3 separate regions of the Homo sapiens genome follow, and all the other regions are linked to region 3. A link is a loop called in an ENCODE intact Hi-C map of the cell type or tissue named here. Cell type or tissue: psoas muscle. All regions are shown on one strand. Each heading gives the region's core, and the rest is flanking DNA. Links, peaks and the distances in the headings are about the cores only. Region 1 holds the start of ARX (aristaless related homeobox). Region 2 overlaps POLA1 (DNA polymerase alpha 1, catalytic subunit). Region 3 has its middle 130 kb from the start of ARX.

Evidence for each region. Hi-C counts contacts between places; a loop is a spot of excess contacts. Peaks named below come from ENCODE experiments on the same cell type or tissue, not always from the same donor. Only the 100,000 strongest peaks of a DNase experiment are listed, where the experiment ranks them.
Region 1: a loop joins it to region 3, with 4 times the contacts of the local background. A loop is called at or near these places in 12 of 110 quality-filtered maps.
Region 2: it touches region 3 in a loop (8-fold over the local background); 53 of 110 quality-filtered maps call a loop at or near these places.

Annotation. Positions count from the first base shown.
Region 1 is chrX:25,011,547-25,021,630 of GRCh38, reverse strand. It overlaps ARX (aristaless related homeobox), which reads left to right and starts at 5,666. Exons shown (of 5, transcript NM_139058.3): 1 at 5,666-6,089; 2 at 7,833-8,709. The coding sequence starts at 5,894. RefSeq lists an enhancer at 461-1,039. In psoas muscle, for the core only: no CTCF peak of the experiment used is centred there; DNase peaks (open chromatin) are centred at 3,710, 5,620 and 8,590; H3K4me3 peaks cover 5,150 bases; H3K27ac peaks cover 2,753 bases; H3K27me3 peaks cover 7,505 bases.
Region 2 is chrX:24,748,740-24,758,823 of GRCh38, reverse strand. It overlaps POLA1 (DNA polymerase alpha 1, catalytic subunit), which reads right to left. Exons shown (of 37, transcript NM_001330360.2): 26 at 9,832-9,954. Among named protein-coding and RNA genes, the nearest start is that of POLA1, 60 kb to the right of the region's middle. In psoas muscle, for the core only: a CTCF peak has its summit at 6,214 (motif pointing left); no DNase peak of the experiment used is centred there; H3K27ac peaks cover 546 bases.
Region 3 is chrX:25,138,861-25,148,944 of GRCh38, reverse strand. No RefSeq gene overlaps it. Among named protein-coding and RNA genes, the nearest start is that of ARX, 130 kb to the right of the region's middle. In psoas muscle, for the core only: a CTCF peak has its summit at 4,693 (motif pointing right); a DNase peak (open chromatin) is centred at 4,714; H3K4me3 peaks cover 862 bases.

The DNA.
Region 1 (10,084 bases), core at 1,015-9,014, 130 kb after region 3:
CCTAGCTTCAGAAGATGGGAGCCCCAAAATCTGAGCTCAGGGAACTTAGAATCACAGAGTGGGGTATTCTCAAATCAGAAGATAGGAGGGGACCATGAGTGATATGAAGGTACCACAGAGGCCGATGTCAAATCAGAGAAATCTCAGAGTAGCTGCCTTCGGACGATCCTCCACCACCACCACCAACACCAGGCACTGAGGAATCTAAGGGCTCAGGCCGCCAGGCCTCCATGAACACCCCAGAGACTGCAGATTCAGACTTCCTGACTGGTGTCGCATCCTCGGCACGCTTGCCTTGGCCCCACCCCCAATTATTTCACTTCTCAGTCCAGCGTTTCCCGAGGTTCGCCGACAAGAATCCACCCAGCAATTATCTCCCTTCTCGCGCGCATGGGGGGACATTAACCACGAACGCGCTGGAGAAGAAAGGTACAGATGGGTCTTTTATTGAACACTTGGAAATGTTTCCAAGGCTTTTGTTTTTTTCCCCCATTCATTCCTGCCGGATCACTGGGCTCTGCCAACTTCAGTCCCCAGAGGTTGCGGCAGGAGAGCCCGGCCCACTCGGAGCCCCCGCTAGGGGGCGCGCTCTGGCCGTGGCGCTGAGCCGAGCCCGAAAAGGGGGCTGAGGTGGGGAGGCTGGGGGTGCGGACGCCGACAGCCCAGCTCCGGTCCGCGCGGCCTGGGAATTGACACACGCGTTGGGTAGCCCGCTGCATCTTACTCTAGCTCCAATCTGTGCCCACCCGTCCCCACCCTCCACCCCGTCCAGGGTCGCCCGGAGCAGCAGCTACTGAGTCAACGCTGCACCGGGGACGCCTCGACCCTGGCCGCAGGCGGGGTCCCGCCGTCCGGCGGAGGAGAGGAGAAAGCAGATGGTGGTGATTACAGGGCACAGTAAAGTTTCCCTCTCTCTCAGGTCTGGAAACCTGGAGGGATGGGTGCGGCAGGAGATGGGGAACTCCCGCCAAGGAACTCCGTGAGAGCTCAGAGCCCAACCACCTGCTTCTCGCCCGTGGGAGGGGACACACACCCCCTCTTCTGAGAGCAGACAGGAGGCTGCGACCATCTCGTCCAGCTTTATGCTTGGAGCAAAGCTTGAAAAAGCCTCGGCTGCCGCCCGGATGGCTGATGGTGGTGGCGGTGAGGGGGTCTCTTTCCTCTCTAGTTCTTGCTCCCCCACCCCCTCCCCCGGCTGCTGACGGGCAACAGAAAGTGAGGAAGTTTGCAAATAAGGGGAGTTGTCCTAACATAGCCATCACACTCACGCGTCCATACCTTGAGGGCTCGGCCGTGGTCCTCGGGAGGCTTCCAAAAAAGCTGCTTCCCAACAAACCTCTCCCAGCCAAGCCCTAACTGTGGAACCCACGGCTTAGGAGGAGGACACGGCGAAGAGGGAAGGATTAGCAAACGCGACAGAGTCTTCCCAGGAAATCCAAGTTCTATCAGTCCCTTTGGACCTTTCCACGGGCTGTTTCTTTGAAAATACATCAACAAATAAACACCGTCCACAGAGAGATCCCAACAGCCGTGGGGAGAACTGAGGCAGGGTAGGAAGTGGAGAGCACGCAGGAGGCCAAGAAGGCGAGGGGCAAGTTCTAGGCAAGCGGATTATGTTACACTTCCTCCTATTACCAGACTTCCAGGAGGAGACACCTCGATTTGTGCATAAAATGCATACCCTGAAGTGGATAAGACTCTGAAAGCAGCGTTTGAGGAGGTTAACCTTGACTGGTTGGAGTTAAGGGGGGGTGGGGGGAAGCAAATATTTCTGTTTGTGCCCTCCGGCTCTTCCCAGCACCGGCTGTCAATCCCGACGCTTGTTATCCTCACAAGGCTTCAGTTTGTTTGCCTGATCTCAGCAAGGTTTTCTTCCACAAGTAGAACTATAATTGCTATAATTCTACTGTATCATTTGGATCATTGCAGTATTGTTGTTTTCTCTCTCTCTTTCTCTCCTCCTAACACTGCAATAACGCGCTCCAGTGTTAAATTAGCAGGTTGCGGAAGACCATAAATGAATGAAAGTTTGTTTAAAAAAAAAAAAGAAATTAAATAAATAAAACAGCAAAATGACTTGGCAAAAGGGATATCACATCACAGAGAATCCTTGCGTGTAATCAGGTCTTATTGTCTTCTCTTCCAGTGGCTTCCAAATTGGTCGCTAGATTCCAATGAAGTTTATTTCTATTGTTTAAATATATGTTTTGAAGAGGCTGATCGTAATTTAAGGGGACCTGAGCCGTCCGGTGCAACTGGAAGCCCATCACAGCTTGATTTATCTATGTGTATATTGCACAATAAATTAAAACATCTCAAATGAAAAGTATGTGAGGTTAACTCTCTTCCAAACATTTTTTTTTTCTGGATAATGACATCTAACTGCCACCCCCCCTTATTCCACATTTCTTGCAAATGTAATTTTAAAACTATAATGTAGAATTAGCTCTCAGAAAAGAAAGGGGTTTCTCCTTCCACTCTCCTCTTCTAGGTAAATTATTATTTCCAGTTCTAGGAACAAGCCCCATTTTTCACCATAAACAACAGTTCTAAACACATGTGACCTTCACTTCCAGCCATTATTGTCATTTTTATTTAGTGATTGATTTTAAAAGCAGATAAACTGCAAACCATTGTTTTCCAAGCAGACCAGGAAAAGCAAACCAACAGCTACAGACCCCAAAGATTAGAGGAGCCAGGACTTGTGAATAACAAAGTACAAACAAGAATGATATTATCACTAAAATGCAATTACTTTTGATTAGTGAGTAAAAGTGAGGCAAAAAGAAAGTGAAGTGTCGTTTTCCTGGCAAAGTAAAATTAAATTGGGCTAAACTGTAAGTTCTTTCATACGTAATCCTATAGCCCAATTCTTAAAAGTCTGCCCACTCAACACATCAGTTACCCTCTTCCTAGATATTAGACGCATAATTTTGTTTCTAAAATGATATATAGAATAACATATTTTATATATATATATATATATATATAATCCCATATCCTGATTAGGCATTGTGGAGACCACAGCACAGTCTTATGTCTCTCTACCCAGCACCTTAGAAAAGTTTTCTGTAATTTTTTAAATTTAATCTCTTAGAAATAGCAAAAGTTAATTGTAGATTTTTGAAGTTGGGTATTGGATTGTGACAAAGGTGGTCTCAGGGCCACTGGGTGTAGAGTGAGCTAGGTCAGGCCCTTCTCCCCGAGGTGAATGGACGTGTTTCCCAATAGCATCCTCACTTGGGAAGATTGATTAGAAAATAACAAAAATAAATAAAATAACAGAACAAATAAAACTAGTGTTTTCACACAGGTCTCCCCCGAAAACACTTTATATTCCATTAATAGAATTAGATCTAATTCCAGGGATCATTAAGTCAGAATCAGAAATTCTTTGTTAACCTCCCCTTTTACAGTGGATGATTAAAATTAGAATACACCCCAGCAGAAAGTCCGACTTCTTTTAAAAGAAGAACAGCTGCACAAGGGGGAGGAGGGGGGATGGAGGCAAAGAAGTCTTCCACCCAGAGAGCTGAAACTCCGTTGGGCTCTCAGAAATGATTTGTGCATTTGTGTTTTTGTTTAACACGATCTTTCTTGGACTCATTTTCAGCCCACTCCCTGCGTGTGCGGAGCCGACTCTGAAGTCACTGAGCCACCCGGCAGCCGGGTCTTGTGGATTTCCAACGCGGGGCCCGCCGGGGAGGGAAAAGTGCCTCCGTCTCTCCCAACCACCAAGCCGCAGGGACGCCCGCGAGGGTCCGCGGCTGGAGGCTAGGAGGAAACCGAAGTGTCTTTACTCCTCTTGGCTGCGATGAGACCCGCGCGCCTGGAATGGGCTTTCGGGGCCGGGGGAGGGAATGTGGGAGGAAATCAGCGCGCAGAATGTTAGTTTAAAGCTGAACCGGACGGTGTAAAAACACCGAACTCTTGGTGGGGATGGAAAAGGAAGAATGCGGGAAAGGCAAGGAGAGATCCCAGGTGACTTTGAATCGCAGAGAGGGCTTAAAGGAAAATCAAATGTCAGCGATGGCTCGGGTTCTCCTCCGCTCCCCACCACAGCCCGCCCTATCATCCAAGTGCAGAAAAAAACGGATGAGAATTAAGCTAAAAGCCAGAGAGAGAGAGAGAGAGGGACAGAGGAATTCTTTTTGTCCTGTCTTTAATAGTAGTAGTAGTATCAGTATTAGTATTCGCATTATTAATGTGCCTGTTCCCAACCCTTCATCCCCTCCCCCCAGTTTTGTCTTGAAGTTTCCTGCGGAGGCAGCCCGATCTGTCTGCTACCCACCCACCAGCATCCAAGAGTTATGCAGATGTTTATGGCTGAAAAAAAAAAATCCCAGTTATGCATCCTTGTATTTTTAAATACTGACTGTAAGTGATTCAAGTATAATCCTTTGTAAAATGCTTTTCTCTTTGACACATTGAAGGGAGTTGAGAGAGGAAAACCCGGCGTGGATTCCCCCTCCCTGGCCCCTCTCTCACCCACCACCTTCGCCCCAATTCTGCCAGCGTTGGGGCCCCTGGAAATCCCTGGGAACCTGCACCCAGGCAGGGAAGGCGTCCGTGCTGGCCCAGGCTCGACCCAACATCAGTTGGAGTTGGGTTTTAGTTCTCGGCGCTGGAAACTGTTTGGGAAGAAAGGCGCTCTCTCTAAGGTTCACTCTCTCACCTTTGCTCAAGGGAGCCAGGTCATGAGAATTCAGAATTTTAGACGCTTAGATTTGGCTGCAGCCGAATTTGGGTTCCTTCCACCCTGGAGAGGTCAGGGATCCCTGAGGGTTCTGCTCCCTAGCTGCGATTGGAAGGTGAACAGCCTCAGGGTGAAGGCCTAACAGATACGAATTTGTGGGGGAAAGAGGGAAGAGAGTCCAGGGAGAAAGAGGAGGCCCCCAGACTCGTCCCCAGTCGCCCCTCCTCGCTGCTGATACTCGCCTGTCCCTTCCCACCCAGTAAATGCTCTAGGGAAGGCCGCGCGCCTATGGCAGAGCTTTGTCTGTAAGGAGGCTTTTTCCCATTCCAGAGTTTAAAACGGAGAGGAGAGCGGTTGGGGGACGCTACAAACAAGAGAGACACAGTCGGGCTCAGGGTGAAGATAGACAGCGCAATGCCTTGGGCCGCAAGAGAAAAGCGAACTCCCAGACGGCAGATGTTTGCTTGGGGCGGTCACCCTGGCCCCCCGACGCCCGTCCGGCCTAGAGAGGACGGCAATTGAGCGCCAGGGAGGTCAAGGCGGTGTCCTGGGAGCCCAATATCGGCTTTGAAAAGTGCCGAGTGAGTCTGAACGTGAGCCTCGAGGCCTCGCCTCCAGGGAGCGAGGTCCTCGGGTTGGTGGAAGGGGCGCACGCCACCCAGATGGCATTCACAGGCCTGGCATCCCAATAAGCTAGAACTTCGGCCAACACTAAAGGGTCAAAGGAGGAGCTGCAGGAAGAGGATAGCGGACTTAGAAAATTGGTAACTTAAAAAAAGAAAGAAAGAAAAGGAAAATTGGCTCTGGTGCGTGCCCGCTGCCCCCACCCCCGCCTGCCCCTCTGGAATCCAGTCCGGGCTTTGCGCCGCGCCCACAGGCCGACGCAGCCCGGCCTCTGGCGAGAGCCAATCAGAGGGCGCCTCTCAGCACGTGGAGGAGAGAGACTCCAGAGCTCAGCGCCCGCTGCTCACTACACTTGTTACCGCTTGTCCTGAGCGCGGAGAGGGCGAGCTCGGGCCGCGGGCAGGGCGGGAGCCGGCAGCCGGCAACCAAGGGAGGCAGAAAGGCACAAAGATCGCAATAATATCCGTTATAACCCGCTATCTAACCCCACCCCCAACACACACCCATCCATCCCACCCTCCGGGAGAGGCAGCCGGCGATCCGCTCTCTGCGCCCTGGGAAAAAGCCCCAGCCATGAGCAATCAGTACCAGGAGGAGGGCTGCTCCGAGAGGCCCGAGTGCAAAAGTAAATCTCCAACTTTGCTCTCCTCCTACTGCATCGACAGCATCCTGGGCCGGAGGAGCCCGTGCAAAATGCGGTTGCTGGGAGCCGCGCAGAGCTTGCCTGCTCCGCTGACCAGCCGCGCCGACCCGGAAAAGGCCGTGCAAGGTAAGGATGCTCCCGTCAGGCACTTACTAAGGGCATTGGGCCCTGATTTGGATGTTTGGTGTTCGGGGGCCAGTGGCCTGGAATTGTCAATTTGGAGAGGAAGGAAGGAGAGGGCATAACTCTGAGGCCTGCTGCCTCAAAGAGCGTTAAACATCTAGCCAGGGCTGTCTCTCCCTCCCTCCCTCCCTGCTTCCAGAAAAAGGCCCGTTTTCGCTTAGGGAGCCTTTAGCTTTTCGGTGTTGATCGTTAGGTTGTTTAAATGCCCCTTTTGGTGGCCTTGGGTGTGCTCTGAAGAGCGGCGACAGGTCAGAAACAGTAGATGGCCGGTGGACCCTTGTAGCACCAACTTGATGAAGACAAGAAGCCCAAAAGCTGGTGAATCGGGGTCTCCAGGCTGAGTGAGCCTTGGCCTTTCCTCTTTGGAAGATTTCTGTATATGCAATGTTTTGGTTTTATTTTTTTAATTGCAGATTACTTGTGACCTTTTAAACCCAAGCTTTGCAGAAAACATCTTCCTGGGATTCTCCAAATGCTCCTTAATGTATTTAAAATGTATGAAATGTGTGACTTCTGGATGCTAATTTTTTCTCTGCTATTTTATTTTTTAAAATAGACGAGCTGTTTAAAATATTTTATTTTTTTCTGAAATTAAAAATTCCAGAACAAATGTCCTTTTACCCCGAACCTGTTATCCTCAAGTTTCGCCTCGAGCTTGCTGCAGAGGTGTCGCAGGGAAAGGAAAGAACTGTTGGTTTCTTTTAAAATCCAAAAACCAGCGGTCCGGCCATAGCGCAATTTGGATGGCAGGAGCAGACGGTTGAGAAGGGGGCATTTAAATAAAACTGACTTTTTTCTTTTCTTTTTTTAGCCTGCAGTGGCACCTATGCCAGGCGCTTCCTCAAAAGGAAGGAGCGGCCTGCGCCTGCTGCACTCCCACTCCCTCTCTGCCCCAGACCTTTCCCAGAACATTTTTGCCAGGATGATTTTTCTTTGCCTTTTTGTGCAAGAAGCCCCCCCACCCTCTCCCGCTGTGGGCTGTTGGGGCGCGGCCTGCACTTGGGGCCACAGGGCCGCTTTCCCCCACCCCGCCCCGCAGCGGTCGCCTTCAGGGCTGCACCCCTCTTGCCAACCCTTGCCCTCATGGTGGAGCAGCGGGCAGAGGTCATGCGCAAAGTTTTCAGGATAGTGGTGATTTTCTTTTAAAGTTGTAGAATGTTTTCGGATTTTCCTCTGCCCCGACGTGGGAAGGGAAATAAAAATGAGAGAGTAGGAAAGGGGAAAGAGAAAGGAATAAAGAAGAAAGAAGGAGAGAGGGGAGAGAAAGCCTGCAAAAAGAGAAAGAAAGGGGGAGAGAAGGAGAAAGAGAGGTGAGGAAAAGAAGGGAGGGGGAGAAAGAAAAAGAAAAAAGGTAAGGAGAGAAAAGGAAGGGAGAGAGGGGCAAGAGGAATAGATAAGGGAAGGAAGATAGGAAATAAAAGGGGGAGAGTGAGAGAGGGAACGGAAAGAAGGGAGAGGAAAGGGGAAAAAAGAAGGAACCCAGAGAAAGGGAGAAGGAGAGAAAGAAAGAAAAAGAAAAAGCAAGAAAAGTGGAGAAAGAGGCCAAGGCGTCGAAGTCTGGTGGTGCGCGGTCCCCGCACGCCTGGGCCTAGGCACTGGGGGAGCAACTGCGGGCGGGCCCCGGCAGCAGCCCTGGCTGGGACTCCCCGGCCGGCCGGCTGGCTGATAGCTCTCCCTTGCCCGCAGGCTCCCCTAAGAGCAGCAGCGCCCCGTTCGAGGCCGAGCTGCACCTGCCGCCCAAGCTGCGGCGCCTGTACGGCCCGGGCGGGGGCCGCCTCCTTCAGGGTGCGGCAGCGGCGGCGGCGGCGGCGGCGGCGGCGGCGGCAGCGGCCGCCACGGCCACGGCGGGTCCACGCGGGGAGGCCCCTCCGCCGCCACCGCCAACCGCGCGGCCCGGGGAACGGCCGGACGGCGCAGGGGCCGCCGCGGCAGCCGCGGCCGCGGCCGCCGCGGCCTGGGACACGCTCAAGATCAGCCAGGCGCCGCAGGTGAGCATCAGCCGCAGCAAGTCGTACCGCGAGAACGGGGCGCCCTTCGTGCCGCCGCCGCCCGCGCTGGACGAGCTGGGCGGCCCGGGGGGCGTCACGCACCCGGAGGAGCGCCTCGGCGTGGCCGGCGGCCCGGGCAGCGCCCCGGCTGCGGGTGGTGGCACCGGCACCGAGGACGACGAGGAGGAGCTGCTGGAGGACGAAGAAGATGAGGACGAGGAAGAGGAACTGCTGGAGGACGACGAGGAGGAGCTGCTGGAGGACGACGCCCGCGCGCTGCTCAAGGAGCCCCGGCGCTGTCCTGTGGCCGCCACTGGCGCCGTGGCCGCAGCAGCTGCCGCTGCAGTGGCCACAGAGGGCGGGGAGCTGTCACCCAAGGAGGAGCTGCTGCTGCACCCGGAAGACGCTGAGGGCAAGGACGGCGAGGACAGCGTGTGCCTCTCTGCGGGCAGCGACTCGGAGGAGGGGCTGCTGAAACGCAAACAGAGGCGCTACCGCACCACGTTCACCAGCTACCAGCTGGAGGAACTGGAGCGGGCCTTCCAGAAGACGCACTACCCGGACGTCTTCACCAGGTATGCGCGTAGGGTGGTCGCGGTCGCAGCGGCAGAGAGCGCACGCGGGCCCCAGGGAGGGACAGCGGGCTGGCAGGGGCCCCGGCCTCGGGGCGGACGCTTGGCTCCTGGACTCTGTGGAAGAGCGCCCTCCCAACACACCCACCCTTGCTCACCCAAACTACCCACTCCCCCGACCCCCACCCCGGTTCGGGCTTTAAGTTTAGGCTGGAATGGTTTATCTTCTTCCCAAGGTCGTTGCAGTTTAATGTTTTCAAATTACAAGTTTTAGTTAGAGAGAGGAAAAGAAACAGCCTCTCCAAAGAGCGCCCGAAAGCGCCACCTTGGAGACGCGCGCACAGCAGAGGGCACAGACACAAGGCCTCCGGAGCTGCGGTCCCGGCTAGGTCCCCGGCGAGGCTCAGGAAGCGCTGTCCGCAGACAGAGCAAAGCAGGGGCTATTTTTGGTCGCTGTGCTGTGCGCTCGCCACCCCCGCCTGGTGCCCCAGGGGCCTGGTGGGTATCAGTTACGCAGTTCGCAGTGAAGCTGGAGCCCGTGCCAGCGGAGAAGGCCTTTAAAAAGATCCGAGTTCTGTCGTTTCAGGACTCCTGAAATAACCAAAGGAAGTCAGAACTGGGCAGTGTTTGGTGTCTGAACACCTGAGGGGCCCCAGCCAGAATCTCCCCTTCTACTCTCTGTCCTCTCCCGACACACATATTAAACCCACCGTGCGTTTAATGTAAACGGGTTTACCGGGTGGACAATGATTGCTGGAAGCCTGGCAGGGAGTAGACAAAGCAGTTGGGGGAATTTTCTCTTTGGATCAGTGTCCAAGCCGGGTGTTCGACCTGGTCACGCTCCACCTCCCACTTGTTTTTCTGGGAAACATGTGCCTGTGTGATGACTGGACCCTCGGCCCCAGCTTATTCACCACCTGGGGCGCCGGCCCGGGTAGGGATCCTTCTCTCCCACCCCAAGGCCAAGTTCTCAGCTCAGGCGAGGAGCCAGTCTTAGGGCAAACGTCCCCCAGTGAGGGGGAGAAAGGGATCGGTGACTGCCTAGCGCGGGGCTTGTCAAGCGCGGGCAGTTCCTTCGAAGGAGACGTGCGCAGCTTTTCAATGTGCATTTTAGAAGGGGAATGCTGCCCGCCCCTTTGAACCAGAGGAGAAATCGCTGCTTAGGGCTCGGGAGGCCGAGCTACTCCAAAATGTAGTTGGCCTGGCAATTGCCTAACTCTCTCCCAACCAGAAACAGAAAAGAGCAGACTTAATGCCAGGCAAAGGCACTTAAACCTGGTCATCCCTTGGGCTACACTTGGTCTTCCCCTGTGTCACCCAGTCCTTTCCTTATCTTTAAAAAAGGAAATAAGTTTGAAAACCTATGTGTGCTGTCAAA
Region 2 (10,084 bases), core at 1,856-9,855, 390 kb after region 3:
CCTGTAGTCCCAGCTACTCGGGAGGCTGAGGCAGAAGAATGGTGTGAACCCGGGAGGCGGAGCTTGCAGTGAGCCAAGATCACGATGCTGCACTCCAGCGAGACAGTGCGAGACTCCGTCTCAAAAACAAAAAAACAAAAAAACAAAAAACAAAAAACTTCAGCAAATGCAAAGGGGATAAACAAAAGATGGCTAAATGGCCTCCTTGATGTAGCTTTCTTCTCTTACACTCACAGACCCCAGGCAAGATTTGACCTAGTCTTTCTCTTCCCAGCTGTCTCTTACATCAACTGGCTTGTGTCCTCCTAAACCTGTACCTTTCAATGTCCAAAAACCTAAAAGGCACACAGAGGCCAATATCCATGCATCTTAGAGATATGCTAGTTTCCAACTATTAAGAAAGAAGAATAAGGTTATTCTGAATTTGTCTCAAGTCTAACATCTTAGCCATTTTGAAAGAAATACTCAGTATTTTCAAGCATATAGAGTAATTAAAATCAAGCCTAAGTGTAACCCACTTATTTAATCTCTATAAATGCAACACTGTTATAATAGATTATATATAACATATATATTATATGCTTACCATATATTTTTCATATAAGTATATATTGTTTATTATAATGCAAGCATATATAAGCATAAATTATTCTATATACTTGAATTTTTATCATCGCATTTCTCTCAAATTACTGAAAGTCTAAGTTATAATCTGGACTGGGCTTCCATGGGGTGTTTCCAAATTACAGCTTCCTTTTTTCACCTTTATTTGAAAGTACCAACATTACTTTCATCAATTTTTGAAAGAATGTAGACAAATGGACAAGCAAACAGATGGTTCCTTAGTACAAGTTCATCAATATAAACGATCTGCAGATAAAATGCCACTTACTTAAATGTAGATAGTTGTTTCTACAGTACAGGCTGAGTATCCGAAATGCTTGGAACCAGAGTGTTTGAATTTGGAATTTTGGAATATTTACATTATACTGGATGAGCATCCCTAATTCAAAAATCTGAAATACAAAATGCTCCATGAGCATTTCCTTTGAGTATCATGGCGGCACTTAAAGTTTCAGAGTTTGGGCTGGGCGCGGTGGCTCATGCCTGTAATCCCAGCACTTTGGGAGGCTGAGGCAGGCAGATCACAAGGTCAGGAGCTCGAGACCATCCCGGCTAACACAGTGAAACCCCGTCTCTACTAACAATACAAAACATTAGCCGGGCATGGTGGCGGGCGCCTGTAGTCCCAGCTACTCGGGAGGCTGAGGCAGGAGAATGGCGTGAACCCAGGAGGTGGAGCCTGCAGTGAGCCGAGATCGCACCACTGCACTCCAGCCTGGGCAACAGAGCAAGACTCTGTCTCAAAAAAAAAAAAAAAAAAAAAGTTTCAGATTTTGGAGCATTTCAGATTTTTAGATTAGGGACACTCAACCTGTATTTTTAATGGTATATGAAAAGAACCTAGGCTCTGAAATAACTATTAATGTGTACTAAGAAGAATTTCAACTCATTCCATCTGAATTACCACAAATTCTAAATGAGTAGAATGTGAATTAATAAAGCTGAATAGTATGTGTTATCAGTTCTGAAGAACTGCCGGGAATTTAGAATCCAAACATCCCTGAAATATGACAATAGAAACGAAATTTAAAAATTATCTGGCTTCAAATTTTATAATGTAAGCAACTTTGAAAGTGATAGGTAATTCATGATCACTAACAAAGGATATTGCTTTTTTTTAACATAAAATATGTCTGCCAAAATACATTAAACCTTCATATTAGCCTTAAAAGAAATTCTCATATTAAAAAAAATCAAAATGTTAGTAGGTCAGCTGAAGTTAAAAGTAGTCTTAATGGTGGCTATAAAAATTCTGGAGACAGAATTAGAACTCATCCCTCCTACCACCCACACAGTTTAAATGGGTCTGGTTTGGCAAGAAAATTCTTCGCACTGCCATGTTTTAGGTGACAAAAGTATACATTTTTAAGGCTAAAGTTTCCCCTCAAGTTACATAAGAGGCCAGAAATGAAACATAAGAACCAGCGTTCTTTATCATTTTTCACATCATGGTCCCCTTTGAGTCTCTTAAATGCTATGCATCCTCTCCTCCAAAAAAGTACACATATGCACAGACACACAAAATATTACATACAACTTCAGAGGATTCACAGACCTCCCCTTTACTCTACTTGGGTTGAGGGAAGTTCTCATATGACAATCTAAGAATCAGTAAAATTTCAATTTTTTTTTTTTTTGAGATGGAGTCTCACTCTGTTGCCCAGACTGGTGTGCAGTGATGCGGTCTCGGCTCAGTGCAACCTCTGCCTCCCGGGTTCAAGCAGTTCTCCTGCCTCAGCCTCCTGAGTAGCTAGGATTACAGGCACCTGCCACCACGCCCGGCTAATTTTTTGTATTTTTAGCAGAGACGGGGTTTCACCATGTTGGCCAGGCTGATCTTGAACTCCTGACCTCAGGTGATCCACCCGCCTCAGCCTCCCAAAGCGCTAGGATTACAGGTGTGAGCCACCGCGCCCGGCCCAAACTTTGTATTTTTTACATGTCCAAAAGATTGTTTTCCTTCCTTCTTACAACCTTTAGTGTAATTTCCTCTATTTTCACTGACTATATCTGCTACTGTTGGAAATATGAGCTACTCTTTCATGACTATCTTTTAGACCATGGGTTTGCAAGCTTTTTCTGTAAAGAGCCAGATAGGACATATTTTAGGCTTTGGAGTTCACTCAGTATCTCTGGCAACTACTCAACTCTGCTGTTGTAGCACAAATGCAGCCATAAACAAATGGGTAGGGCTGTGTCCCAATCAAACTTAATTTACAAAAAAAGGCAGTTTTGAGTTGAGTTAGCCCATGGGTCAAAGTCTGCCAACCCCTGGAATACAGGAACAATACAGGAACGTTCAATAACTCTACAAGGAAGCAAACAAGTACAATTAGATTCCTAACTTGTATCATTCCTAAAAATAATTTCTAGAAGGATTAAAGACCTAAATAAGAAAATCCAAACCTTGCAACTTTTAGAAGAAAACAGGGGAGAATGTCTACGTCACTAGAGGAGGGAAAGCTTTCTTGTGGGAAAAAAACCCACATAGTGTAAGGAGGAAAAAATTAAATATCTGGCATTAAAATTAGAAACTTCTGCATAATGAAAGACTACAAATAAAGTAAAAGGACAAGCCACAGACTGAAAGAGATCTCTGCAGCACAAATGACAAAACAAGGATTGGCTTTTGAATACCTAAGAATACTAAGAGACATACAATCCAACAAAATAGAACATCTATGTTCTATTCAGACAAGAAAATGGAAGAGTTAATAAACACATGAAAAGATGCCCAACTTAACTAATAATTTTAAAATGTAAATTAAAATCACAATGAGATACCCTTTCATACCCATGAGACTGACCAAAAAATAAAAACTCAGATAATAAGTGCTGCAAGGATGTGGAATATCAAGGATTATGCAACAAGTCTAAGTATATATATAGTAAGTTTAAAATGCCTCAACAGAGAACTAAACAAAAATTCAAAGAAGCAAAATTGTATATCAAAATCCTTTCCAATTCTCTTAAGATTAGCCTCTGACACTGTGACTGAGGGAGTTACGTATTGTGGCTCCAGCCAGACATATGAATTTAGCTACTTGATTTTTAAAAATGAGCTTGCTGTGATAAATTAAATGGCTGCTCTTATCAATAAAGCCTCATATACTGCTGTGGATGTTGTACAAATTCCACTCCTAGAAATATACCAGAGAAACTCTCACAAAGGTGGTATTGTCTACTTCAGTACTGTTTGTAACAGCAAATAATTAAGACAAATGAAAACTTGGAAACCTAAAGATATGGATGATGGCAGAATTAAAAAATACACTGTGCTATATTCATCGAAATATTATACAATAGTTAACATGAATGAATCAAATCTAAAAATGTATCAAGATGAATATACTTAAAATGTGGCATACAGAGTAGAGTTTTTCTCCTGCTTTTCCAAACTGCAAAAGAATATGTATAGCATGACACATACATGGTAAAAACTTTTAACACACCACATGTATATACACGTTGCAGAAGCAAAAAAGAACAACCCATGGGCAAGAATGACAAAACCAACTCTGGGCAAGTTACCTCCGAAAAAGAAAAAGAAATGAGAGAGGATGGGGAGGAAATGGTCTTTAGTTGTCTCTATAATATTTTATTGCTTTTACTTTTTTAAAGAAAAACTAGGCTATTAAGAGATCACAGCGGGGTGCGGTGGCTCATGCCTGTAGTCCCAGCACTTTGGGAGGCCGAAGTGGGCGGATCACCTGAGGTCAGGAGTTCAAGACCAGCCTGACCACGGAGAAACCCCGTCTCTATTAAAAATACAAAATTAGCCGAGTGTGGTGGCACGTGCCTGTAATCCCAGCTACTTGGGAGGCTGAGGCAGGAGAATCGCTTGAACCCGGGAGGTGGAGGTTGTGGTGAGCCGAGATCACGCCATTGCACTCCAGCCTAGGCAACAAGAGTGAAACTCTGCCCCCCTGCCCCCCACAAAAAAAAAAAGAAAGAAAGAAAGAAAAAGATTGCAAAAGTGAAATTTTTGGTTATTTACAGGTAAAGATGAAAGACTTCTCTTAATATTTAATTGTAAAATTCTTCATAGTCACTCATTCTCTTTCATCACCAACATCAACAAAGGCTAGAGCCCTCTGTCCTAGTGCCATTTCCCAAGGGATCCTGATAGGTGCTACCACATCACCAAGAAAATCCCAGAAAGGCTTGCCAAGATTGTAATGTTTGCATTAATGATTTGGATACACTTTTAATGTGCACAAATTCCAGCTCCAACACAACTAAAAGCCAGGCAGTCTACGACCAACTGGCAAGCAGGCTGGCAAAGCTTATTTCAGCCTATCAGGTAGGAAAATGAAAATGCATGGACTCTATACCTAAACATCAGAGCATACATTTTAAAATGCAATAAAAAATCCAGACCAAAAATGGCTTTCTCAAGGACACAGAAATAAGAGAGTAGAGAAATAAAATAATACCAATGTCAGTAAGTACTAATTATTCCATCAAGACAAATATTCCCGTTAAACTAAAGTTATGCAATGAGTATACTTATAAGTACATAGTCAGTTTTAAATTCCCCAATAAAGCCAGGCACAGTGGCTCCTATCTATAATCCTACAGCTTTGGGAGGCCAAGGTGAGAGGATCCCTCGAGGCTAGGAGTTGGAGACCAGCCTGGGCAATACACCAAGACTCCATCTCTACAAAAAATAAAAATAAATTTGCCAAGGATGGTGGCATATGCCTGTAGTCCTAGCTACTAGGGAGGCTGAGGGGAGAAGATTGTCTGAGTCCAGGAATTCAATGCTGCAGTGAACTATGATCACACCACTGCTCTCCAGCCTGGGCAAGAAAGTGAGACCCTGTTTCTTAAAATAAAATAAAATAAAATAAAATAAAATAAAATAAAATAAAATAAAATAGGCCTGGCGTGGTGGCTCATGCCTGTAATCCCAGCACTTTGGGAGGCCGAGGCAGGTGGATCCGGAGGTCAGGAGATCGAGACCATCCTGGCTAACACAGTGAAACCCCGTCTCTACTAAAAATACAAAAAATTAGCTGGGCATGGTGGTGGGCGCCTGTAGTGTAGTCCCAGCTACTCGGGAGGCTGAGGGAGAGTAGAATGGCGTGAACCCGGGAGGCGGAGCTTGCAGTGAGCCGAGATGGCACCACTGCACTCCAGCCTGGGCAACAGAGAGAGATTCCATCTCAAAAATAAATAAATAAAATAAAATAAAATAAAAAATTTCGCAATAAAAAAACAAATTCAAAAAGGCAAAATCATATATCAAAATCATTTCCAATTCCCTTTAGATTAGCTTCTGATACTGTGACTGAGGGAGTCATGTATCGTGTCTCCATGGCCAGAAATCAGAATTTAGCTACTCGATAGAAGAATTAACTTGCTATGATAAATTACTGTTCCTATCAATATAACTAATGATTAAAAAATCATAATTATTTTAAACACTAGAGTATTACAATCCTTTGGGCCAGTTTTAGCTTTTCTTTAATAGTTCCAAAATTAATAAAAGTCTAAAATGTGGACAGATTTAACTCATTAAATTGCCTTCACTATTGTTCACAGAATAAAATCCTTAATTGATTAATGATCTCAGGGTGTCTATCGCCATCTAGTGAACAATCACTTCAATTACCACATCAGACATTTGACAACTGATACCCCTTTTCTTCATGGTTTAAAAATATATGTCCACTCAGTGCCATAGGCTTGCCCAATTTCTTTTTTATGCCTCTCTACACACACATTGAGAACAAACACAAATACAGATGGTATTTCTATAGATCCACAGAGTACTCTGAAACACTGACTTCATTACTTTTAAATAACGTACACACTGTGAGATCCCTCATACAATTCCTTACCCATTAGCTCATTCCTCTACCACAAAGCAATTCAAAATCATGGAAGAGTTTAAGCGTGAAAGATCACACCTGTGAAAAGACAATATTGATGCCCATTTGACACAACTACTAGCACTTTTATTATAAACCTGTTTTAAAAAGTACAATTAGTAATTACTCTGAGTATTCTAGCAGCCATAATACATTTGATTACAGAAATTATTAGGTCGCTAGAGCCAAACGTGCACGATTCCAGGAAAACTGAGCAAACACAAAATAGACTTAAAAATAAAAAGGAAAAGGGGGCTTCAAGGCCTCCCTAGGCTGTGTATTAATCCACATCCAAATGCAAAATTTTATAATCTTTTGCAATGGCATGCTACCAGGTTTCCTTCTCATTAATTTCCACTTGAAACTTAATCTAATTTATCCCACAAGGACTTTAAAAGCAAAGAATTTGTAAGATCTGCAGGTTACTATATTATTCTGCCCACTCGTATCTTGTCACAAAAAATACTAGTTTAATAAGTTACAAAGGTATTCCAAAATCTCAGCACACTGGCTCTCATTTTCACTTCACTCCTCCTACCTCTTTAATAATTAAGAGACGCTAACCCAAAGAAAGATATCACATAGACTACTTCCATCCACCAGTGCTAACAATTATCACCAATACTTTAAAAATCATTTTTATATTAGGAAATAATATTTGTAAGTGACTTTGGATCTTCTTCTAGAATAAGATTTCCTGGGAGAAACTGCGTAATTATTATTTCTCAGTAGCCTCATATTACTTTAAAGGCCTACTTTCCAGAGTTTTATTTATCCTTATTTGAGGGAAACAGCAAAGGGTAAAGAGAAAAGAGGAAAGCAGATACCAAGAATTTAAATCACAAACAAGTAGTTCTAGATTCGTCTGAAATCCTTTGTTTTTTAGTGGAGAGAACAGGGTTTTTTATAGTTCATTTATTAAAGATTTGTTATTGTTATATTTTATATAACAGAAAAATTAAAATTGTGTTTAAACTCGCTATTAAAAATCCAGCTAAAGAAAACCATTGCCCTTAAAATCCAATGGATTAGGAGAGTGGGGGAGATCATTGGACAAATTTGGGGCTTATCATTATCAACAGTGCCCTTTTAAGCTTGTGGATTTCTGAGCCAATGTGGAAAATGTAACAACAGGGATTTCCCAGCAGCAAGAGGCACTCTCCAAGGGAGTAAATTGTCAACTATTGCCTCTCGTGAGAAACTTAAGAGTAACCTTGATCCAATCTCAATAGTCAACCCATGTATTATCACCCAGTTGGGGCATAGTGAGTGCATTTTCTAATACAAAAATAAGATGGTATTCCATCAGAAGCCACTGGATACTTGTAAAGAAATAAAATTTAAATAATTTTAAAGTAAACTTAGCTTAAGAAACTGAAAGCATCCTTCCCTTCCCTCACTTCAACTAGCCCCTAAAACACCTATATCTTTCTCATGTAAAAAGAGACCTGTGTCTTGAGATGGGTACCAAAAATCATGATCTTCCTGTAATAAGAGGTCGAATATAAAGCAGAACCAGAGTCATAAATGACATCTTGAGATGGAAGAGACAACCCTACTGTACTAAAAGGATTTACATTCAAAATAACCACTTGTTATACTTTATCTCCTTGAGTTTTAACTTCCTCATCTAAAAAATGAAAACGTTATTATCTATTTCAAAGGATTCTTGTGTAATTTCAGTGAAATAATGCATAGGAAAGCTTCTATCACATCACTGGCGTTCAATACATGTTTTGCCCTTCCTCACTGTGCCCTAAGACAAATCTTTGAGATACGGCTGCCAACAGAAGAGTGATTCTGAACATCCTGACGTTTATTTCATATACCAGCTAGATCTGCACTGTCCAACACAGTAGCCACTAGCTACATTTGTCTATTTAAGTTTAAATTCATTTTAATTATAATTAAAGCAATCTAAAAATCCAGTTCCTCAGCTAGTTGGCACCAGCCAGATACCAAGTGCTCACTGGCCACTTGTGGCTAGAGACTACAGCACTGGATAGTGCAGATGGAGAACGTTTTCATCATCATAAAGTTCTACTGGACAGAGTTGATCTAAACTCTAAAGCAGAGGTCAGCAAACTTTTTTTCTAAAAAAGACCAGAGAGTAAATATATCAGGCTTTGCGGGCCATGTGAGCCTCCATCTTTTCTACTCAGCTCTGCTCTCGTAATACAAAAGCAGCCACAGATGATACATAAATAAATGAGTTTAGCTCTGTTCCAATAGAACATTATTTACAAAAATAGATGGCAGGCTGCATTTGCCCCGATGGCCATCATTTGCCAACCACTGCTCTAGAGCATTCAGAGTACAGACCCCCCAATATAAGCATTTTTCCCATGACCACTACCTACCTCCTTTAAGGCTAAATAGTCTTAAACCCACAGACAGGGAGTTAAATGGAATTTAATATTCAGCGTAACTATTCTTTTACAAATTAAGAAAAACCCATGCACATAGTACTAAAACAGTTGAAGCTTACAGTGTCCATAAAGTGATGTACCTAAATTCTATTTGGTATCTGGCCCATCTTATTAAAGCCAATAACTCTCAATCCATAACTCCTGTCTTGATGTATTCCTGGAATTCTGGATCTATACATCCAATGGCCTCCTTATTATGTCTGGAATTCTATTACTCATGCCAAAGGCAACACATCCATGACAGAATTCTTAATCCTTCTTTCCCAGTTTCCTCCATCTTAGTAAAAGGCTCTACTAGTTATCCTCCTGATTTCTACCTTTCACTCACACTCCAAGCTAATCCATCAGCAAAAAAAAACTCTCTTAAGTCATTCTCATTCATGTCACCTCCTCAAAGAAGCCTTCCCTGACCAATCTAAACCAGCCATCCAAACATTCTCTAGCCCACCATCCTGTTTTAATTATCTACAGAGCATTTACTTCTATCATATTTTCTGTTATTTCTTATACATGTTTATTTACTTATTTAAAGTCTGTTTTCCCAAACCACCCTCTCACCACCCCACATTCCCAACCCATGTCGTCCCCAACCCCAAACCCCTCCCATTCTGGGTAGAATGTAAGCCTCATAACAGGGATCGTTTAGGTCTTGCTTGACACTCTATCCTGAGAACCTAGAACAATGCCTGGCATGCAGTAGATGTTCAATAATAAATACACACACACACGAATTAATGAAACCTTATTTAAATGCCTATTTGTCTCAAACCTGTCATCCAAAGAGAGGGGTACTGTATTTGATGCTGTACAACTAGGTAATAAACTTGACTCTCCCACACTATAACATGTATAGTTAAAAATACTCTCATATCTAGAGATGTGAATGTTATTACGCCATTTACCTCCCTTCCTTTGTATGTCACCAAGGCAGCCAGTGGTTTGGCGTAAAATCTGCTATAGGAAAATCCCAGGCAACCATACATACTGTTCGCTGTGAGCTTCAAAGCCTTCTGTCGAATGTCATACTGCAGGCCACACAGAACAAAAGACAAACAACAACATTTACAGATGGTTAAGCATTACATTAGATGTCTTTCTAGATCTCCAATAAAAAGGGAAACCCTCAATATCCCTGAATAAAAAAGAATTAATATA
Region 3 (10,084 bases), core at 1,422-9,421:
CATCTCACCTCAGTTAAAATGGCTTATATCCCCATAAAAGGAACGAGATCATGTCCTTTGCAGGGATATGGATGGAGCTGGAAGCCATTATCCACAGCAAACTAACACAGGAAGAAAAACCAAACACTGCATGTTATCACTTATAAGTGGGAGCTGAACAATGAGAACACATGGACATAAGGAGGGGAACAACACACTCTGGGGCCTGTTGCGGGGAGCAAGGGGAGGGAGAGCATGAAGATAAATAGCTAATGCATGCCGAGCTGAATACCTACGTGATGGTTTGATAGGTGCAGCAAACCATCATGGCACATGTTTCCCTAGGTAACAAACCTGCACATCCTGCACACGTATCCCAGAACTTAAAATAAAATAAAATGACTTATATCCAAAAGATAGGCAATAACAAATGCTGGCAAGGATGTGGAGAAAAGGGAACCCTTGTACACTGTTGGTAGCAATATACATTAGTACAACCACTATAGAGAACTGTTTGGAAGTTCCTCAAAAAAACTAAAAATTGGGCTACCATATGATCCAGCAATCCCACTGCTGGGTATATACCCAAAAGAGAAGAAATCAGTACATTGAAGAGATATCTGCACTCCCATGTTTATTGCAGCACTAAGTGTCCATCAACAGGTGAAAAAATAGATAAAGAAAATGTGGTACATATACACAATGGAGTACTATTCAGCCATAAAAAAGAATGAGATCCAGTCATTTGCAGCAACATAGACGGAACTGGAGGGCACTATGTTAAATGAAATAAGCCAGGCACAGAAAGACAAACATTGCAAGTTCTCACTTATTTGTGGAATCTAAAAATCAAAACAATTGAAGTCATGGACATATAGAGTAGAAGGATGCTTGCCAGAGACTAGGAAGGGCAGTGGCGGCCTGGGGGGTAGGTGAGGATGGTTAATGAGTACAAAAAAAATAGTAAGAATGAATAAGACCCTACTATTTGATAGCACAGCAGGGTGACTACAGTCAATAATAACTGTATGTTTTTAAGTAACTTAAAGAGTGTAATTGGATTGTTTGCAACTCGATGGATAAATGCTTGAGGGGCGGATACCCCATTCCTCATGATGTGCTTATTTCACATTGCATGCCTGTATCAAAACATCTTATGTACCCCATAAGTATATGTACCTACTATGTACCCAGAAAAACTAAAACTAAAAATAAATATTAAAAATATATACATAAAGAAAAGTTTATATAACAGCACCATTTACATTTTCATGGATATCACTGTGGTGTTTTTTCTATGTATAGATATGCATATTTTTACCAAAACAAGAAAATACAGCACATGCCTTTTTATTTTTTGTTTTTCATTTTTTTATGTACAGTGGGTTATGAACATCTTTCCAGGTCATTAAACATTCCTCTACAATATCACTTTAATAATAGCTTAGTATTCCATTGTTCAATTTAGCCAATACCCTAACCTAGATTTAGACATTTACATTGTCTTCATTTTTCATCATTACAAACAACACTGCAATGAACAACCTTTCAGACAATTTTGCATACTTCCATATTTCTGAAACATTCAAATGTTATAAAAACTCCTTGAAATCCACCTTAAAAATATAGCAAATCAATACATTTTCCTTAGGCCTCATTTTCTCTGTGGCTAATATCAAAATAACTGGCCAAAAAATAGCACTTCGGAAAACTACTTAGATGATTAAGTTTCTCAGAAAGAGCTCATGTTTTTACCACTTGGTCACAATGGGAACTAGATGAGAGAAAAGCATAAAGCAAATCAAACATCTTTCACATAGATAACAGCTATAAGAGGATGTTTCATTGGGAGTTTTGAATGAGACACTTGGACATCAGATACCAAAATGACTTGTAAAATAGACTACCATGAGGAAATTTCATAGTAGGAGAATAAGTACCAGTTACATATTTCATCCATGCCAAGGATATAAAAGGAGAGTGTTGGAAATTAAGATAATTCATAAGAAGAATAAATTTTTACCTTTTGGAAAGGACTGAATTCTGAGTCTCACCATTGTGTTTTCCAAGGGGATGAGATGGGATGGGGGCACTCCCTTCTATCCTTAAGTCAGGTGAGATGGGCTCCAAGGCATGGCTTGGAAAGCTTAATACGTGTTCAACAGCAAATGGCATACAGTGAACCGCTGGTTGACTCACACTTTAGAAAGGCAATGTAAATGGAGACATTAGATTAAAGGGCTGCATCTAGCAAGTAACTACACTGCCCTCCAGTAACAGTTCAAAGGTGTATAAATCCCAGGGATCAGATGTCAACCCCGCCTATGAAGGCAGCCTGCTGACTGTGGATGGAGCCTCCAGAATGAAGAAGCTGTGGGGTGTGTCATCAGAGCAAAGATGGAGAGAGGATGGGGGCAATGCCCAAATCAAAAGGGGGCCCAGTCGAGGGTCCCTGCATAACCCACAAAAATGATGCTGTGAGACAATCATCTTTAAACATTTGACCAGAGATCACAAAGCCACCCTGAAACAGGGTCAGCAAATAGGAACGCTTTTGCTCGTCTTTCCCTTCCTCTCTTCCCCTGCGCCAAGTCCAAAGTGGTCAGGAAACTTGGACAGCAAGCTAGGGAAAGAGAAGCAGGAAAACAGAGACATTTAACTCTAATTCACATTTGGAATATCTGGGACCCAACAATTTTAACTGAATTGAGTCTGGATTTGCAAATTAAAGTCATCTCAGAACTGTCTTTGTCCTATGAGTAGCCAGGGAATCTTGGGGCTTAACCAAATTTTTATCCAGTGGCTACAGAACTTTCTCCACAAAACAAAATGTAAAGGGACAATGGGCAACCAAAAAAAATTATGCTTTCTGATCTCATCCCAAGTCTTATCTATTTGATGTACCAGTTACACGGCTAACATTTTTAGAAGTTACATAGGCCAAGAACTAGACTAAACTTTTTATGCATAATTTAACTAAATCCTCCATGAGTAGGTACTATAATTATCCCCATTTTATAACCAAAGAAACTAAAGTCCAAAAACAAAATAACTTATCTCGGATCACACATTTATTAAAATCAAATCCAAGCCTGTTTGACGCTGCAACACATGCTTCGAACCATTACCATGGTGAATTATTCATAAACACTTTGGTATACAAAAGAAAACTCAAATTATAAAGATCAGATTATCATATCATCATTAACCCAAATATATAGCATGTGTAAGAAAAACTGCCAAAATACAATATTATAAAATCACAATGGCAAGCAAAATGCTTGATTTTTTTTTTATTACTCAGGGCTTAGAGCCACCTAAAAGGTTTCAGCAATATTATATTGCATACACGTTACAGATTAAACATGCCCGTGGACTGTCCCCGTGTAATCACTATAATATTTTATTATAGAATACCAGCATAGGTCCTGATCCCTAGCTCTTGGTAAACATGAGTAGCTGGAATCCATTGTTGTAAGGGCTTAACATCCCGTATGCGTGGTCTCAGCCTGAAAGAGAGTTTTCCAGGGCCTGACATCAATAGAAACTTCTTTGCTGTAGATTTTATTTTTATGAATTGGGATCAACAAAATGAGCATACAGTGACTGCAGGTATTAGGGAATGCTTTCATCAACTAAAGCCGACTGGAGGAGGGAGAGGGTTATCCAAACAGCTCAGCTGTACGTCTCTGCTAAATATGACTTAATCCCAGTTTATAAAAGCACCTGTGTTTTTTGTCATAGGGTTTAGTGCTGCCAACCACGCCAAACAATGCCAACCCCTGTGCAGCGGGTAGAGGGAGAGAGTTAAATGATGCCTGTCAATGTCTAGAGGGATTAAGATGATATAGGTTCATTTTCACAAACATCCTAGGCTACATTTTGAATATGCCTTTCCAGAAATGAAATTCTACAGCACCATCTACCACCTCCACTCCTCATGGCAGGCTTACCTCATCTCAGGGGACAGGGCTGTATTTTCTCCCCTGCCTTCCCTGGAATGGATACTTCTTTCTTCCTTTTTTGGAAAAAAAATTGAATAGTGCTTTACCCCTGAGAAGCTCTTAACAAATTGTTAGTTGCACCACTTCTTTTGGGTTTCCTTTCACTGACATGTCAAAATGTAAATCATCTTTCCTCCTAGACACAAGGCTACTGACACTCGAGCGTAAGATCATCAGTTCTTCCCTTCACTGGTCTCATCAGCCCACCCTCCTCCTGTCTCGCTGTGATTCTATTCATCCTCTTTCCATTGCCTTTATCCCAAGCTTGAGGGCAATCGCCAAACTCCCTTAGACTTGACGCAACCAAGAAATAAAAGCTTGTCTGAATTAAAAGCATTTCCTGGTACTAAGGAAAGATTTTTCTGCCTTCCACAGCGGAACAATGGTCACATTAAAAGATATGCCACACAAAAAAAAACGAACCTGGATGTCTGCAAACTTAGCCAAGGAATCAGAATCTGAAAATTTATAGTATGTCCCCAAGAACTCCCGAATCCTTCGCCCTTCTCTGAGAACCATCCTTCGCCCTTCTCTGAGAACCGCTATGCAGAGCTTTGAGTGACAGGCATAATGGTACAAGCCACGATTTAAATTCTGCTTGCCTCATTCTTTGCATAGACAGCAACGGGCTGATAGAATGCAACTGAAAACATAATTTAGATGGGAAAATACAAAACGTTTTTCCCAGGAAAGGGGGAGGACGGGAACATGGCTTGATCCAGCCAGCAGAGGGCGCAACTTACACATATAAGTATAAACCAGCCTTCGCTGGAAGCTGTAAGGTCTCCTGCGATTTTTATCACAAATTTCCCATTTTTGAAAACCATATCCAAGCTCCCTTGGACAAAACTCCGGTAGAGTCACTCAGCTGTCCCCTCCTGTCTAAATAAGACTATTTTCTACTTCCCCCAGGTCCAGCCACTCAAACTGCCACTTTTCTATCCCTGGCTCTGGCATGGGAAAGAAGGAAGATCAAGTCCTTCAAAAACAGCTTCCCAGAAAGAGTGACCTGTATTCCCAAGTAGCCTTCATTTGTTTAAGAGACTTGCACCTAGCATTTCTTGATCAAAGCTAATGCGCTGTAAATTTCTTCATTTAACAGACTTAGTCTGTTCAACTCTTGACACTGGGAATTGGGATTTCCCAGAACTATTAGCACTGCACAGTAGGCGCTCCATGCCGGCCAAGAACGGGGGATTAACAGGTATTTGTCTCAGCTAATTTCACTCTCTATACCGGGTCTATAGAGACTGGGGCTTCTTGGCGGAGTGTGTGCCACCCTGCTAATTGGCTACGAATGTAACTACTCCAGCATGCCAATGGACCGGGGGTACTCCACAGCCTTAAGAGGCTGGAGGCAAATGGATCCTTACCATGGGCACTCAGGAAATTTGAGGGTTGCTGGGCAGGACCGTAATTGTAAATGATTCATTTGCCAACTTCCACCTCCTGCTGTCTATCAAACTTCCATCCCTGTCGACCATGTGCAGATAGTTCTAAACATTTTACTCAATGACAGTTGCATCCATGAAATCCCGTAGTAACAAGGAATTTCCATATATTCTATTCAGAATGCATGTGCAGAATCAAAAGTCCTATAGGTAGCTCCCATAAAATGCATAATTCCCTGAGCTAGGTAAAATCATTACATCCATCAGGATATTCACAGATTATACGAATCATTTCTGGAAAGAAGATGATAAATAAAGGGACGGTTGTTAGTCTCTTTTCACATGCCCTATTCTTCCATTTCTTGCTGATAATCAGACTCTCTTAGTGATATATCCTACTTCTAAAGTTTCTGATAAAGGAATTGAGGAGTCAAATATTAAATGTTTTAGTTATCTATTGTTGCATAACAAATTATACCATGCTTAGCAGCTGAAAACAACATTTATTATTTCCTAGTTTCTGTGATCAACCAGGATCAATTCAAGAGCAGCTTAGCTAGGTGGTATTGATTAAGTCTTTCATGAGGTTGCAATCAAAATGTTGGCCAGGGTTGTAGGTATCTCAAGACCCAACTGACGGAGAATCCACTTCAAAGATCACTCATATGGCTGGTGGCAGGCCGTAGAAAATCCACTTCCAAGCTCACTAACGTGGGCCTCTCCACAGGGCTGCCTCCCATGCTATGGACTGCACATTTATGTTCCCTCAAAATTCATATACTGAAGCTCTAACTCCCAGTGTGGCTTTATTTGGAGATGGGGCCTCTAAGGAAGTAATTACAGTTAAATGACATCATACGGGTGGGACCCTGATCTGATAGGATTAATGTCCTTATAAAAAAAGACACCAAAGTGCCAGCACTCTCCTCTCCTTTCTCTCTCTCTCTCCCACCACCCCCAACTCCAAGTCTCCCAGTGTGCAAACAAAAAAGAGATCATGAGATCATGCGAACACACAGAGAGATGGCGGCCACCCACAAGCCAAGAAGAGTGCTCTCACCAGGAACCAAACTGGCCTGCACCTTGATCTGGCATTTCTAGCCTCCAGAACTATGAGAAAATACATTGTTGTTTAAGCCACTCAGTCTATGGTATTTTGTTTTGGCAGCCCAAGCAGATTAATACACCCTACAAAGAATGAAGAGTCCAAGAGAGAGCACCCTGAGATGGAAGCCATAGTATTTTTATAACCTAATACCAGAAGTGGCATCCCATCACTTCTATGGGATAGAATATAATCCCATATTCTATTCATTATAAGCAAGTCAATAAGTCTAGCCCATACTTAAGGTGAGGGAATTTTAAAAGGGGATGGATATGAGGAAGCAGAGACAACTGAGGGACATCTTGGAGTCTACCCACCATACTACATAAGAGCTGATTTACTGAATAAAAACACATCTATGGTTATACTATTACAATTACATGTATTATGATACAAGCAGTACATGTTACCTGTAAGAAGACAAAACTGGATTTCATACAATGGGTGCATTTTGAAAGCTGGCTCATAATTTGGGAGTCCACTGCTTTATAATCATGTTCACACATGTGCTCTTAGTTTTTTTTCCCCCTTTTCTGATCCTCTGAGTAGATATGTGCATATGGATACCACTTCCGGTGCCATAAATGTTGCCAGTGGAATGTGTGTAGTTCACCATTCCAAGCTTGTTGTCTGGGCTGTCTGCCACATCTGCCACCCAACAGTAAACCTCTTATTACAAAACCCATCTTTCTATCAGATGGCTACACCCTTGATTGATTAATTGAGCCCCTCTCAACACTGTCATAATGATAATAATAACAATAATACATTTCCAAGTGTGTTTGCTTTACCATGATGAACTGTGGTTTTCATTATCATTTAACTACTACATAGACCTTGGAATATAATATCATTCATCTCACCTTTATTCCTACATCTGTAATAATACTTGAAATAGAAACTTCCTCAAAGATAAACAGTACGGGAATAAAAGTAAGTAAATGGTAGGATGAAAATATTCTATGTCAGGTTACTCTATCTTGTATAGTTCTTTTCAACAGATGAGCTTCTTGACTATGGTCCCTGAATTTCCTTCATTGTATGCACTGAAATGATACTAAATCTCTTAGGGGATATTTAATAATTCTATTGTATCAAACAAATCTAAGTGTCGTGTGTGTCATATAGAATGCATTTGACAGTACTCATCAAATTTTTAATTTTTAATTTGGCATTTAAACATAATGCCAACATAGTGGAATACTGAAATACCAAATTTTTAGTTAAAATTAAGGATTGCTGTTTGGAGTAATAAGATGGCGTATGTAAAAGTACCTGCTACAGCAGCAGAGAGCTCAAAATAATTTTTCAAATAAATTCTAAATAAATTTAGTTAAAATTAAATTCCAGCCATAAAATATAAAGCACAAACAAAAAGCAACTGAAGAGAAACTCAAAAAGAAGGGTAAAGTTGACCCTGCATGGCTCCAGAAGTGGAAACAGGAAACAGGTTCTACTCATATGCAGTCCCCGGCCTCTCCATCGCATTAACATACAAATCATTAACGCTATGCAAATCAGTAACACAATCAAGATTCCCAGAGTAATTTCTATTCCCATGTCTGCAGAGAGATCTAGTCTAGTTAGTTGTACAGATAGAGCTTCCGGAAAATGTGATTAATTAGGGAAACGCATGACAGTCACAAGAGAAAACTTGCAGTTAATCTAAGTTCAGTTAGTCAAGGTTACAAAGAGAATCACATAGGCTACTTAACCTTGTGTAGGGAGAATTCCATTCCACAGCCACCAATGTACCTCTGACAGCAGCCAACCAACTCATAAAACTAGGTCATTGGGTAAGGGAGGCATAATGAGAGATTTGAATGCTTTTAGCATTCCTACTGAGCAGTCCTGCTTGTGATTGAGTAAAATGGGAATGGGGCAGTCACATTATCCTTCCCTATAAATACCGACACCAATAGCTCCCATCTCAAAACCATGGTGACTCAAATGGTAAAGTAATATTCAGGAAAGAAAATTCCTGTTTTGATTTGCTAATGTCATCCAAGATTTCTACGTGACAGTTAAATTTCACAATAATGGAAAAAACTAAAATAATATCCCATTTTGAAAAAGTAGTTATAAAATGTAAATTAAAATAAAAACATTTTCACCAAAGAAATGTAGTTTTCTCTTTTTAACATTTTTTATCTTGAAATAATCATAGAGTTATAGGAAGCTGCAAAGATAGTAGAAAGATCTATACCATGTCCCCTATACTCAGTTTGTCCCAATAGTTACATCTTATATAATATTAAAACCAGGAAACAGACATTCATCAAACATGTATGTATAGTTCTATGCCATTTTATCACATGTGTAGAATCATGTAACCACTACTGCAATCAAGATACAGAACTGTTCCATCACCACAAAGATCTCCATCATGCTACCCCTTTAGAGTCGTATCTACCCACCCCACCATCTCTAACCCTTGCCAGCCACTAATTTGCTCTTCATCAATTTCAGTGTGTCATTTTGAGAATGTTATATAAATAGAATCAGCTAGTATGTGACCTTTTAAGATTGGCTCTTTTCACTTAGCATAATGCCCTTGGGGTCCATGAAAGTTGTTGCATAGGTAAATTTGTGGTGGTTGCTTTAGGTATTACGTTATACATTCATAACTTATCCATCCATTGGTATTGACATTTTACTAGTTCAAGTGAAATGTAGAGACCTTACCTCCCTTTAAGACCCTTTACTATACCCATTTATAATATAATTATCTTAAATATTTCCTGTACATATATTAAGAACCATATCCAAAAACTGTTATATATCTTTTGCTCCAACTGTCAAATATAATTTAGAAAACTCAAGAGGAGAAAAGAAGCCTATTGTATGTGCCCATATTTCGGTTTGTTCCTTTGTTCTTTCTTCCTTCATGGTATTTTAACATTCTTTCATTCCCTTTCTGTTTCAAGAACTTCCTTTAGCCATTTTTTTAAGGGTAGGTCTGGTAAATTATTTAAGTTTTTTTTTTTTAGTCTGAGAATATCTGTATTTCCTTTTCATTTCTGAAGGATCATTTCACTGAGTATAGAATTGGCTGGCAATTCTTTTCTTTTTGGTACTTGAAAAATGTGCCATTTCTTTCTAGCCTCCATGATTTCTGATGAGAAATCCCATCATTTCTCTCTGGCTGTTTTCAAGATATTTTCTTGGTCTTTACTTTTCTGAAGTTGGATTATGATGTGTCTTGGTATGGATTTATTTAGATCTATCAAGTTTGGAATTCTCACAAGATCTTTAATCTGTAGGTTTATGTCTTTTGCCAAATTGGGAGATTTTTCAGCCATTGCTTCTTTGAATACTTTTTCAGTCCCACCCTCTTTCTTCTCTCTTTCTGAGCGTTTTTGTTACAGTCCACACATCTCTGAATCACTCAGTTTCCAGTCTATTTTCTCTTTGTTGTTCAGATTAATTCCTATAGTTCTGTTTTCAAGTTCACTAATCTTCTCCTGTGTCCTCTCCATTCTGATGAGTTTTTTATTCTGATTATTTGATTATTTCATTCTAAAATTTCCATTTGATTCTAGAACATATCCTGTATTCTTTTAACATAGGATATATTTCCTAGTAATAGATTTGTTAGGCCGGGT